Linked DNA regions of Homo sapiens: region 1 is linked to region 2. The links are chromatin loops, found by intact Hi-C in ENCODE. Cell type or tissue: PC-3. All regions are shown on one strand. Each heading gives the region's core, and the rest is flanking DNA. Links, peaks and the distances in the headings are about the cores only. Region 1 has its middle 5.1 kb from the start of PLCH1. Region 2 has its middle 67 kb from the start of PLCH1-AS1.

Region 1 (6,924 bases), core at 1,493-3,992, 370 kb after region 2:
TTTGTTTTTTTGCATGCCCATACACAAGCCTCAATTTATAAGAAATTAAGTCATTAACCCTCTGCCTCCAAACTGCTTTATATTTTGTAAACAAGCTTGTTGGAGATTTGTTTTGCTGGTAACCTCCATGGTGAATAGAAAAGCCAAAAAAAAAAAAAAAAAAAAAAAAACCACCAAGATAATCCCTCAACAGCAGCAGTTCACCCCCTAACCTCCGGTGTTTGTCTTTCTTGAGTCTGAAAAAATGCAGATGCACATGTTGAAATAAACTCAGACACAAAGTTCATAATAAGAGCACTTGTTTGCTATGCATTCTTTATTTTGATAGTTTTAATCAACTCCCATAATTTTGTAAACTTTTAAATTTTTAAATTGTGTGATATTTCAAACCTACCAAAAACAGGATATATACCATGTAATACTCCTGCTCCCCCCAGCCCTTCTTTTTTAAATAAAGCATTACAGATATAGCTAAACCCCAACTCCTGACTCGTTACCCCCACCCCTTCCCAAAGGTAATAATTCTGAAGTTGGTATGAATCATAATTATGCATGTTCTTAAATGTTTAGGACATTTATACATCCATAATCTTTTAATGTAGCTTTTCTCTCCAAGTCGTTTTAACATTATTTATCTGAGAAAAATCACTAAAACAATTAATTAATTAATTGGAGAAAATCACTAAAAACAAGAAAATGTGTTACATTGCTAAGTTTTTAGAAGCAGGACAGAACTATTTTTCCTGCTTGTGACAATCAGAGTATGGAATAATAACAAAGGGATTAGACAGTGGGTAATAAGCAGCCTCTCTAGGTTACACAAACTCTTCCATGGTTACCAAAGAATAAATAGAAAAACAAAACAAATAATACCCTCCTCTTTCACTGGTTAAAGGGGAACTGGAGAAAATGAGATCTTCATTAAAACTTCTTTGGGCAGGTAAGACAAACATCCTACATGGTAGTAAAGTACCTTTTCTAGAGGATCTCTTGGTCATGCAAGCTATGATCTTTTAGTAAGGATTTACCACTTTTCCAAGTATAAAGAACTCCTGCTGGTAGCTCAATACAAGGTTGAAATCCGCCTGGCTGAAAAGTCTGGGGTTGAATTAGCCCTGCCTCTTCAAGCACAGGGACATCCATCTGTACAGTAGTTACAAAAATCTTTTGCTGTGATTCTTTGACTTAATGTCCTCCCAGCATTAAAAGTGCTAAGAAAGCATCAATTTTTCTTAAATGCCATTGAATGGTGAAAGGCATCCTTCCCAACCCCCACCCTCTTCATTTCCTAAGCGATGACTCTCATTAATTATACTGGCACACCACTGCCCAGCCTCCCTTCTAAATAGCTGCCAGATTTCTACATATCATCTCTGCCTTGATACAGAATGTGCACTGACACCAGGATCACAGAAAATCCTGTAAGAGGTGCCTGATACACAGTAAAATGATTGATGTGCCTTGTGGTGAGCCTGCTGTGCTGCGTATCGTAGGGGGTTTCTTAGAAAACTGCACTGGGAATTTCTGTGTTGGAAAAAGATTTTTCTAGCTGTGCAAAAATTGTGCTTCCAGTTGCAAAAAGAGCCATTTATTTAAGGTGTTCAAATTTAAACAGCAACCATCTTGAGTTATATCCACGAGCAAGAGAGGAAAGGAGATAAATGTTCCCTATTTTAATCAATGCACCAAGTTAAGAAAACCATTGACCAAAAAAGCGTATCAAGGAAGAGGCACTCCTCTTTCAACACATATTTCTTTAGTACTTGCCATGTACCAGGCACTGCTCTAGGTGGTAAGCCTTAGCTGGAATATAGATAGCACTCCTGAAGTAGAGCGTAGTACCTGTCTTTATGGCCCTACTCTACAAATTGGTCACGGCTTTTAGGTACAAATAACAAAACCCCTTATCAAACCAGCTTGAGTAAAAAAAGCTGATGTATTGACTCCCACTTTAAGATAGGGGGAAGGATAAGGACTTCAGAAACGGTGGGAGTCTAGCAATTCAGAATCAGCATTTCTCTTGTTAAAGAAAAAATTAGTCAGTGTTAAAGCATGGTAAGGAAGGCTTTATCCAGCACGATCGAAATCGGCACAGGGACTACTGCAAGGAGCTCATGCAGAATACAGCATAGGCAGCTTGGAATTTATAGACAAAGAACAGATGGGGTTGCTGGATGAAAAATCACTAAGAGGAAACATCAGGAATATGAGGAACTCTAGCTAACCCGACATAACTGGATTCTTGCTGAACACAGGCCAGGGAGATCAGACATGACCTGGGCAATAGTGGAGGATGAGGGATCTGATCAGATATTGAGAATGATCAGATATGGAGAGTGGGGGTTCTTGCTAAACTGACTTGGCAGAACTCTTTTCTAAAACTGAGTTTTACAAGAAAACGCACATATGGGCCCAGGAGAAGGCTCAGAAGCATGACTAATGTTTGTTTGGCCAAGCAAGGAATTTTTGTCACTCTCACACTTTCACCTTTGCTCCTACTATTTCCCTGTCTCTGCTTTTCTCAGTGTTTTGATCCTATTCTCTCCTATTCCATATGAGCTTTCTGTACAAGCTGGGGGTGGGGAGAGCATGACTAGAGACAGCTCCAGGTTTCAATCGTCTCAGCTAGAGAGGCCTTTTTGCTTTTACCATCTGTAAATAAGATGGTAGGAAAGGATTCGAACTGACCTGACTTAGGTCATGTGTCCATCCATAGGTCAATTACTGTGGACAACAATAAGTAGAGTATATGTGTGGCCAGATCCTGATTATACACACACCCTTATGGCCAGGAAGGCGGGGTATTATAAGTAGCAGCCCATCAGAACTGCTTGGAACCAGGGAGGATTTGTTCCCAAGATGAAAGGGGCTGGTCCTACCAAGTGAAGGCAGGAAGAGATTCTGGCAAATAAAAAGAATAGATATGGGCTGGGCACGGTGGCTCACACCTGTAATACCAGCACTCTGGGAGGCTGAGGCGGGTGGATCATGAGGTCAGGAGTTCGAGACCAGCCTGGCTAATATGGTAAAACCCCGTCTCTACTAAAAATACAAAAATTAGCCAAGCATGGTGGCAGGCACCTGTAATCCCAGCTACTCGGGAGGCTGTGGCAGAGAATTGCTTGAACCCGGGAGGCAGAGGTTGCAGTGAGCCAAGATCGCGCCACTGCACTCCAGCCTGGGTGACAGAGCGAGACTCCGTCTCAAAAAAAAAAAAAAGAATAGATGTTCCCTAGGCTGCCCTCTCTTAAATCTGCTGCCAAAGAAAGAAACACCTTTATACTGATTCATATGTATATGACTTAATCTACAAAGTAGATCAGAAGAGGAATTTCCTAAATCCATCATGGGAGACTGAGGAGAGAGGAGTAGTAATGGCCAACTGTAAGTTCTACCAATCTTTCCCTCCCCAGCTGAAGAAGCATGTGTCCCCATGTGGGGCCAACTGACAGGAGCTGGAGATGGGGAGGAAGGAACATAACCAGGATAGCTGATCTCTGAAAGAGTTGTTTTGTTTTGTGTTTTTGATTTTTTTTATCATGGAAGTGTTTATATATACACGAAAGTAGAATAGTATAATAAAACCCTATGTATTAGTCGCTGTGTTTCAACAATTGTTAATATTTTGACAACTTTATCCAGGAATATGGAGATTCTCTGAAATACTTAAATTCATAAACTAACACATTTTTGCAGTACTATGATGCTGGTTACTGAAAGAAATGCATGCCTCTTATGGTAAATTATATAAGACCAGTGTATGCAAAGCCCTTAGCAAAATGCCTGCTACAAAATGAGCTCTCAAATATGCCAATTATTTTTACTGTTAACATTTGAAACCTATTTAAACTTTTATTTATTTATTTATTTATTTATTATTTTGTGTGTGAGACGGAGTTTTGCTCTTGTTCCCTAGGCTGGAGTGCAACTGCGCGATCTCCACTCACTGCAACCTTCCCCTCACGGGTTAAAGTGATTCTCCTGCATCAGCCTCCCAAGTAGCTGGGATTACAGGCATGCGCCACCATGCCTGGCTAATTTTGTATTTTTAGTAGAGACGGGGTTTCACCATGTTGGCCAGGTGAACTCCTGACCTCAGGTGATCTGCTCACCTTGGCCTCCCAAAGTCCTGGGATTACAGGCCTGAGCCACAAGTCTACAAATGGAAATGTTTTGGCATACAGAGGAAAATAATGTTGGGTTTTTTTTGTTTTGTTTTGTTTTGTTTTGAGACAGAGTCTTGCTCTGTCACCCAGGCTGGAGTGCAGTGGTGCGATCTTGGTTCACTGCAACCTCTGCCTCCCAGGCTCAAGCAATTCTCCTGCCTCAGCCTTCAGAGTAGCTGGGATTACAGGCGCCCGCCACCGTGCCTGGCTAATTTTTGTGTTTTTTAGTAGAGACGGGGTTTCACCATGTTGGTCAGGCTGGTCTCGAACTCCTGACCTCAGGTGATCCACCCACCTCGGCCTCCCAAAGTACTGGGATCATAGGCATGAGCTACGGCATCCAGCCGAAAATAATGTTTTTTAAGAGATGGGGCTCTCACTATGTTGCCCAGGCTGGACTCTTAACTGCTGGGCTCAAGGAATCCTCCTGCCTCAGCTTCCTGAGTAGCTGAAACTACAGGTGTTCTGCTGGAAAATAACTTTTTAAGGCTAAACTCTGATTTTTCATTTCTTACCAACAGACTATAACTTTTTTTTAATGACTTATTTTTAAATGGCAGCTGTTTACATTTTTTCTATAACAAGCCTATATAGCTGGGCGCGGTGGCTCACACCTATAATCCCAGCACTTTGGGAGGCCAAGGCGGGCGGATCACGAGGTCAGGAGATCGAGACCCTCCTGGCTAACATGGTGAAACCCTGTCTCTACTAAAAATACAAAAAAAAAATTAGCCGGGTGTGGTGGCACATGCCTGTAATCCCAGCTACTCGGGAGGCTGAGGCAGGAGAATCGCTTGAACCTGGGAGGCGGAGGTTGCGGTGAGCCAAGATGGTGCCATTGCACTCCAGCCTGGGCAACAAGAGTGAAACTCCATCTCAAAAAAAAAAAAAAGCCTATGTAACTGTTTTCCCCTTTTATCTGGAAAGGTCAAAAATATTATAAGCAATAAGCAAATGCACATTTCACCTTACAAATAAGGAGAAAACATGAGCTAAATTGTTAAACTGAGGAATGAGCCTGGACTACATATCAGAATTCTAAATAATAGGTCCCCACTTTACTGCCTTGGCAAAATACTTCATCCTGTGAATGCTGGGTGAAGGGAAAATAGCATAGCTGTGCCTAAGTTAATTTTATTCAACAAAGATTTTCTTAACTTCAGTTATACTTTTTGGGAGATTTTAGTTCGCAAAATCGGGTGAACACTTTCTAAAAGGCAGTAAGTGTGCTAATTAAAGTGAACTTTCCCCATTTTCTATTTTTCTCCAACTTGTTTGATTGTTTATTTCTCCTGTGGTGGGAAGGGGAATGAAGTAGTTGGAGGAAACAATAGTGTCAGAGAAGGAGAGAGCCCCTTTTCCTCCTTCCTAAGAGCTTCACAACTCAGCTCTGTGCATTTTGTTTCCAGAAAGACCTCCCACAGAGCCAATATCTGCAACTTTCAAGATGGTCAAAGCTTGCTCACCAAGACAGACCTTTAATTGAAGTTTCTTTATTCAGCCTTAGAAGTAATACTGAAACTATGAGGCTACATATTTCCCTCATGGAATATACTGGGTTCCCCCTCCAATACTATTGTTAAAAAATTCTGTAGAATTCAATAATATAATTAAAAGAATCTGAAGCACCATTTTTATAGACATTGAACAAAAGTTTAGAAAGACAAGCAAACTGAATTGTAGACAGAAAATGAGGAAAGACACTGGTGAAAGAGTTACAGTGCAAATTCTAAAGTTTTGAAAGACGGGGGACATTGTGGGGGGAGGCAATTTACACCACCAGGAAAACTCTTCTATTTCCCTACCAGTTGGAATTCTAATGGGGTGTGCACTCTCTTACTAACACCTGTTTATTTTTAACCAGAAAACAAATGGTTGGATTTTTCTGTACAAACAGAGCAAAAGTTTTTCTGCACCTCAAAATTTGTATTTAGTTTTTGTTTCACTTATTTGCATAATTAAACTAGCTACATATTAAGAGGGCTTGCTTTGTCCAAAATAAATGTCTCCCTTTTTAAACTTGACAAGTTTACAAAATGTTCTCTCAGATCATTTCAGCAAATTAATCTTCACGGTGTAGGCTGATGGGATGCATGGGGGAAATTCTGACTGAAAAAAAAAGGTCCTGGTCAAAATGACAAGGCAGCACTGTGATGGGCCATTCATTTATTCTTTCATTCATTTATTTAACAAATATTTAGAGAGTTCCCTATATGAGCAAGAAACAGGGCTAAATCCTGCTGTGGAAGGAGCAGAAATGATCCAAAATTCAGTAAGTATGGTTTGAATTATAAAGTCTAATATACCTTGGACTAGAGAGAAGAGACATGTAAATAAATAATTACAATACAATGTAACAAGGGCTAAAATAGATAGGTGTACGGTGTTGCAGAACAGAAGAGGGCGCTAATTACTCAATTTCATTGCTAGTTACACAGAAATAAAGTGTTTTGATAACCAAAACAAAGCAGAAAATGGAAGTAATGATCCCAATGCCTGAATTTTTAAAAAACCTCATTTCTGTCTGAATTACTCACTGTCTTCACTTGAGTTCTAGATATCATCAGGCTGGCCGGGCGTGGTTGCTCACGCCTGTAATCCCAGTACTTTGGGAACCCGAAGCAGGCGGATGAGGTCAGGAGTTTGAGACCAGCCCGACCAACATAGTGAAACCCTGTGTCTATTAAAAATTAAAAAATTAGCTGGGTGTGGTGGCGTGCACCTGTGGTTCCAGTTACTAGGAAGGCTGAGGCAAGAG
Region 2 (6,924 bases), core at 2,943-5,442:
GGTCCCAGTGCTAACTTTTCCAGAACTCTCCAATTGTAGCATTCATAAATTATTTCCATTCATTTTTTCTTCCATCCATGCTAGAGGCCTGGTTGGTAGGAATAATTTGATAGATAATAGAAAAGCAAATTATGTATTCCAGAGAAAGAAATCTAGTTCGTAATGAAAGCACCAAACCAGTAATCAAAATTTGCACTAACTACTTCTTGGGTGAAATCAAATGAAGTTTTGTCATTAAAAATGTCAAATCTGTAAAACTTTTCTTAGACCCTGGAAACTACTAGAAACACAGAAATGGCATTTTAGTGTGAGTTCAAAAAAGGTCTCCTGACCCTGTCTTCATCCATCAGGCTGCTGTAACATATTACCTTAGATTGGGTAATTTATCAATATAAATTTATTGCTCACAGTTCTGGAAGCTGAGAAGTCCAAGATCAAGGTGCCAGCGGATTTGGTGTCTGGTGAAGACTCTGTGCCTCACATGGCAGAAGGGGCGTGGCATCTCCCTTCAACCTCTTTTATAAGAGCACTAATCCCATCCCCACCCTCTTGATTGAATCATCCCCTAAAAGCCACATGTCCTAATACTATTGCATCGGGGTTAAGTTTCAACCTTCGAATTTTGGGAGATGCCAGCATTCAGGCTGTAGCACACCCAGCTCCACTATCTGCTTCGCTCTTGCTCCCTGATGGCTCTCGATCATGTTCTTGTTCATTTTTTGTGCGCTCTCATCCAAAGCCTGGGGCTATTTTACAGCCAGTATTAGTGGCCGACATTTAGGAAGTAATTATTTCTGACTTACATATAAATGGCCTTTATCATTGCTTTCTAAATTTGCCTGTGAGGTGTTCATTCTGGGGGTTCTCACAAAGGGAAAAATTATAAGTTTCACTTAAATCAGAAACACTGCTTATCTCTATAAATTTTACGTATGCAGATAACTTTGAGTTCCACTAAGAAAGATAAATGTATATAACACTAGGTAAAAGAGTGTTCTGGTAGTGGTACTATGGTCTTTCTTTTATGTATTAATTTACTTTTTTCCAGCTTTATTGAGATATTATTGACAAATAAAAATTATATACACTCAAGGAGTACAATGTAATGATTCCTTACAAAATGTGTAAGGAAGATTGTGTAAGGATTACCACAGTCAAATAAATTATGGGTTTGTTTGTTTGTTTGTTTGTTTGTTTGTTTGTTTGTTTTGAGACAAAGTCTTTCTCTGTCACCCAGGCTGGAGTGCAGTGGCGTGACCTTGGCTCACTGCAACCTCCGCCTCCCAGGTTCAAATGATTCTCCTGCCTCAGCCTCCCAAGTAGTTGGGATTACAGGTGCACGCCACCATGCCCAGCTGATTTTTGTACTTTTGGTGGAGACGGGGTTTCGCCATGTTGGCCAGGCTGGTGTCTTGGCCTCAAGTGATCTGCCCATCTCGACCTCCCAGAGTGCTGGGATTACAGGCGTGAGCCACCACGCCAGTCCCTATTTTTTTTTTTTAGAAAGAAAAATATATAAAGACAATTTAAGTAAGAAAAGGAAAAAGAAGAAGGGAAGGGAGACCCAAACACCAGATCCCCCAGTGTTTTTGTTTTAAATAAGCCATGAAAATATGTAGACACAGGGATGGAAATGATGGCACTTAAAAAGAAGGGGATAGACAGGTGTATTATCTATGCTCCATCTCAAAGTCCACCTCTTGCACATAACCTGCCTTGAAACTCCAACCCGAAGGAGTCTCTCCTCTTGATGATAGCCATTTATTTTAGCAAATTGTTTATAAATGGCCCTTTCCATTTCACATTTTAAAAGTTATTACTGTCTTTCAACTCATTTTAACTTTCTCTGAAAAGGACTCCACCCTCTGTTTGAGTCCCTTGTTGAACCTGGCAAGTTCTGAGCACATACATAGTAGAAACTTCAAAAATTTTAATACACTCTTTAATCCCAGAAAAGCTTCATATTGTTAAAATGCTTCCCAAAAATCTCACAAAGAAAGGTGGTGGGCTGAATTGTGTCCCTCCAAATTTCATATGTTGAAGCCCTAACCCCCAGTTCCTTAGAACTTAAACTGTATTTGGAGATAGGGCCTTTAAAGAGGTAATTAAGCTAAAATGAGGCCATTAGTGTGGGGCCTAACCCAATATGGCTGGTGTCCTTGTAAGAAGGGAAGATTAGGACACAGACATACCCAGAGAGAAGACCATGTGAAAACAGAGGAAGAAGACAGTCATCTACAGCCAAGGAGACAGATCTCAGAAAAACCAATTCTGCCAGCACCTTGATCTTGGACTTGTAGCCTCCAGAACTGTGAGAAAATGAATTTCTGTTGCTTGAGCTACCCAGTCTGTGGTACTTGGTGATGTCAACCCTAGAAAACTAATACAGAGGGCTTTACCTTCCATTAATTTGATTAATAAATAGTGAGAAATTTGTAATTAACAAAATAAACTGATTCATGAAATCTCATTTGTTTGCCTTATAAATTTTTTCTTCCTTCATAAAGAGAATGTTCCAAAATTCAAACTTCTTAACCTCAAACCTCAAGACATTTGCAATTTCAAATCTATTTACTAGTCTATGTCTATTTGAAAACTTATTATGAAAATAAACTATTAACTGGTTCTAGTATGGCTTTAGTTCTGTGCTTATTTATTTCTAAAAGTCAGAAGGTAAGGAAGGTAGAGGGAAAGAGGTGGAAGGTGAATCTTTTGCATGTAGAGTGCCTTCAAATTGAGACTGCCCTTTGCTTTTCCCATGACCTGTATAACCAACCCCTATCCCCACCCCTCACCTACCACTCCCTCATGTGGAGCAAAAGCCAGTGTCTAAATCTGTGGCCATTTTGGCCCCAGGTTGAGGTGTGGCTCTATTACAGAGTTGTCTAGCTTTCCAGACAATGACTTTCCAGATCTACCAAACTTCTCTCAGGCTTTCCCAGAAGCTATGGCTTTACACTACTGTTCTCAGTTAAGGAGTGCCTGCTTCCACCAGTACCTTCCAGGGCCACACGGAACCCACTTACCACCATTCAAGGTGAGCTCACACTATGACAGCCTAGGACAAGGATCTTTCTCTACACAGACATTGACTGGTTAATTTAACATGATCTTCAAGCAAGTAACACAGTAGGAACTTCATGCACTAGTATACTATCTGGAGGGAAAAAAGAAAATTTTTCCTCAAATTCCAAAAAAAAAAAAAAAAAAAAAAAAGGCATAGGCAGAAAGGCAGTCCAGCCAATCCATAGAGACTATAGTAAATATCACTCATAAAACTCAAATGTGCTGCAATAAATCACAGAGTGCTTTACTTTTTCAGTCACATGATATTCTTCATACTCACTTCTGTTTTCACAGAACCCTAATGGAAAGCAGCACAAAGAGGGCCTGTGACAGGGGTGGTCACCTCTCTGTTCCAATACACATGCCAGTAAACATGGGAAACAGCACCCTCTTCCCTACAAAACTAAACTATTTCAAGAGAACCATAATGATGGTCCGTCGTCCTCCAGTAAGGTACGAATGTGTCCAAGTTACCATCTTATCTTGGTAAAAACCAAAATAAACTTAATGTTTTCATTCATAATCCCACTTATGGGATTTAACCTTAGGAATTAAGGTCAATTAATTAAGAAAAAAATTCAAGAGAAAAGACAGATTACGAAACGATTCAGCATTATTGACTATCTGGAAGTAGGAAAAATTGTTATGCAAAGCAAGATATTTATACTTTAGGATGTTATAGACTGATTTTTGGAGCCATACAGAGCAAATACAGTGGATATTGCCTTGGAATAAATCAAAGTGTAGAAAGATTTGACAGAATTTCCCATGCATATGCTAGGAAGAAGGAGCTGCTATGCCCTACACCACACTTAAGTGGAAAACACTAACTTTTACAGGTAGATGATAAACATTTTTATCGGCAAATTTGTTAAAAGTTTTTATACATTTTTATGAACTTATGTAACATATATAAGTTTTATATAAGCTTTTACATATGAATGATAACAGTCTTGTCAGAAAAAAGCAGGGCCCAGAAAAGGCTGGAGATAGCAGGTTGCCAGGATCCCATAAGGAAAGTGGGGACCAAACGGCAGCCACAAACATGTTGACATCTGGGCAGGACACTGGGAATGTAGGCCCAATAAAGAGCAAAGGAAGCCACGTGGTGGCGCTGCAGCGCCAGCTGGGCCACATAGGATCCCAATGACCAGCCCAGCCCATCAGGAAGCTGACATGGGACTGTGAAAAAGGACTGGAAAGAAATGGAGAAAATAAAGACAATTGGTTTGGCAGTGTAATAAGATTATCAATCCATTTTTCCCTTTAGAAATTTGTATTGATATCATTGTACAATAAATATTCCAAACATATATTTTAATAGACTTTTAAACAGTGTCATACACTGGTTGATGGGACAGCACAAAACACCATGCATATATTTATGGTATGAATAGAAAGGGGCCCCCAGCAGCAGGGATGTTCCAGGTATTCAGTGACCAGGAAACAGTCGTGTTTTCATTTATCAGCAGTTTTAATATCTCCTGGCTCCCTCCTTTTCCACGGCACAGTGTCAGGGAAAATCACTACTTCACAAACCCTGCATCTCCTTTTGCCATTCACCCAACTGTGCCACAATCTCTGATTTTAATGTAGTCCTTTGTCAAATTCACATAGCTTCCTCTCCTTCCAATTCTTAGGCCAAACTGTGTGGTAGCAAGTTCCTTTCATGTCCTTCCTTTTGTAGAATTCCTTTGGCAAAGTCCAAAGCATATCTCATGGCCATGAGTGTCAAGTGTTGGTTCTTGCTGACTTAAATAGTCCCCTGTCCTTCTCTGAAAATACCTTGACATGAAAATGAAGAAGAATTCAATGAAGTTCGTCCTAGGTTTTATGGTAATAGCATGAACTCTGGGAGAATGGCCATACAGCCAGGACCATCATTGCCTTAGAGCATCTGCTAATATTAAAATTAATAAAATGCATACAAATTATTCATTCAATAAATATTCATTGAGACCTGCCATGGGAACTGAGTAGTGACAGAGCTGGGACCAGGATCCTAGTCTCCTTGCTCAACAGATCCTGCCCTTACCCCAAGGTGCCCTGTGTGAGTACTGACTGTGGGCAAATCTCTCTTCTAAGCCTGGAAGAATAGGAAGGTTTGCACTCTGCAAATTTATAGTCAATTTCACAGCATAAAGTTCCCTGTTATTCTTCAAAAAGGCAGCTTCACAACTCTCCCTGGAGTCTGTACTTCCCAATATGATCACCCCTCAACCCCGTACATGTACCCATACCTCTATTTGCTTTTTATTTCCATATATTTAGCTACAACTAAAAAGCTCTCCTTTTGAGGGAATGTTTTCAGCAATTGTGCTGCCTTCTTTGAACTTGTTTCTCCTAATCCAGCAGCCTGTTTCTCTTCCCCACTGTGAAATTGACTAAAAACAGCAAGAAGCTGACGGGTTTTTATAGAGAGACTGGACATAGCATTAATGTCTGAGATTTTTCCCCCTTTTAATACAAGACATTTTCCAGTGCATCTTTATTATTATTATCATTATTCATCAAAAGCTTTTTTATCCAAAAAGATAATTCAGACCTAGAAACTTTGTTCAACCAATTGTTCTCAAGTGGTGCTCTCCTGGGGAGTGAATTATATCCTAAATATAACAGTAAAACATTTTATTGAAGAATAGAGTAAGTAAAACATATTCTGGTTTTCTTTGCTCATTTGAGTTTATTCAACTCACAGCACTTTTTTTTTTCTTTTGGTGAGAATTTGCAGGCTATTTACCCTGTTTTGCTCAGTGAGAAAGAAAAATACAGGAAGGGCCGCAGAGCTTTAAAAATAGCATCAATGGCAGAAGTAAACACAAACCCAGGGAGTTGTCTTATTCAACTTCATATTCACCATTAAAGAAAAATTATTCATGACACCAGTGAAAGATGATAAGGCAGACTTTTTTCAGGACCATCATGATAGGCGTAGGGACCACTGCAATGGGATATTGCAATAGGGAAGAGAGATTGGGCTCAACTCTGAAGATAGCAAAGAAAAAGTGGGAATGTATACCCAAAGTGGGGGGAAGGTGGTCAGTGGGTGAAAAATTACTAAGAAGAAACAATAGGAGTAAAGAGGTTAACCTAACTGGGTTCTTGCTGAAGGCAGGCCAGGGCGGTCAGACATCACCCAGGAGGATGATGGAGGATAAGGAACCTGGTCAGGTAGTGAGGGTGATCAGATATCGAGGATTAACATTAAACTGACTCGACAGGATTCTTGGTAAAATTAGACAATACAGAGATAAAAAAGGAAGCCCAAAGGTCAGGACCTAATTGAGAAGAGAGTTCAGAGGAGCCTGATTAGAGTTTGGTTAAGGAGAGAATCTTTCACCATCAAGCCAAGCACAATACCCAGCACACAGCAGGCACTCAATAAGTGTTTGCCAAATAAAGAAATGAGTGACTGGATCCTGTGCCCCAGAACCAGCCCTTTCCTTGAAGCATGTCTGGGCAGAGGGTCTTAGTCAACAGCCTTGCTGCATTGTGGCCTTGGCCCACTGAGGAGAGCAGAGGGTGTATTTTAAAACAGAGGTATTTTAAAAAACATCTCACTCCACAACTTGCGCCCACTTCAGAGTCAACCTCAAGAGGACTCTGTCTGCACATGAGATGAGAGTCCTCTAAAAGCTAGGTCCAAAGAAGCTTCCCAGGTCCCCTCTGGAGTTTCAGAGGCCAGGAGTTCACAGCGCTACCACTGGGGTCTGAGATGAAGAATCTTATGAAAACCCCAAAGTCAAGCCATTGACTTTCCCCTGAAACAGGCTCTACCTTTTGTGTTTCCCAATATCAGACACTTGCTTGTGCATCCTAGGGGTACCCCTTCCATCAACACTGAACTTCCCACTGTTC

The links. Peaks named below come from ENCODE experiments on the same cell type or tissue, not always from the same donor. Only the 100,000 strongest peaks of a DNase experiment are listed, where the experiment ranks them.
Region 1: a loop joins it to region 2, with 2.3 times the contacts of the local background. A loop is called at or near these places in 1 of 110 quality-filtered maps.

What each region holds. Positions count from the first base shown.
Region 1 is chr3:155,746,670-155,753,593 of GRCh38, forward strand. No RefSeq gene overlaps it. Among named protein-coding and RNA genes, the nearest start is that of PLCH1, 5.1 kb to the left of the region's middle. In PC-3, for the core only: no CTCF peak of the experiment used is centred there; a DNase peak (open chromatin) is centred at 2,472; H3K4me3 peaks cover 647 bases; H3K27ac peaks cover 1,050 bases.
Region 2 is chr3:155,378,423-155,385,346 of GRCh38, forward strand. No RefSeq gene overlaps it. Among named protein-coding and RNA genes, the nearest start is that of PLCH1-AS1, 67 kb to the right of the region's middle. In PC-3, for the core only: a CTCF peak has its summit at 4,176 (motif pointing right); a DNase peak (open chromatin) is centred at 4,179.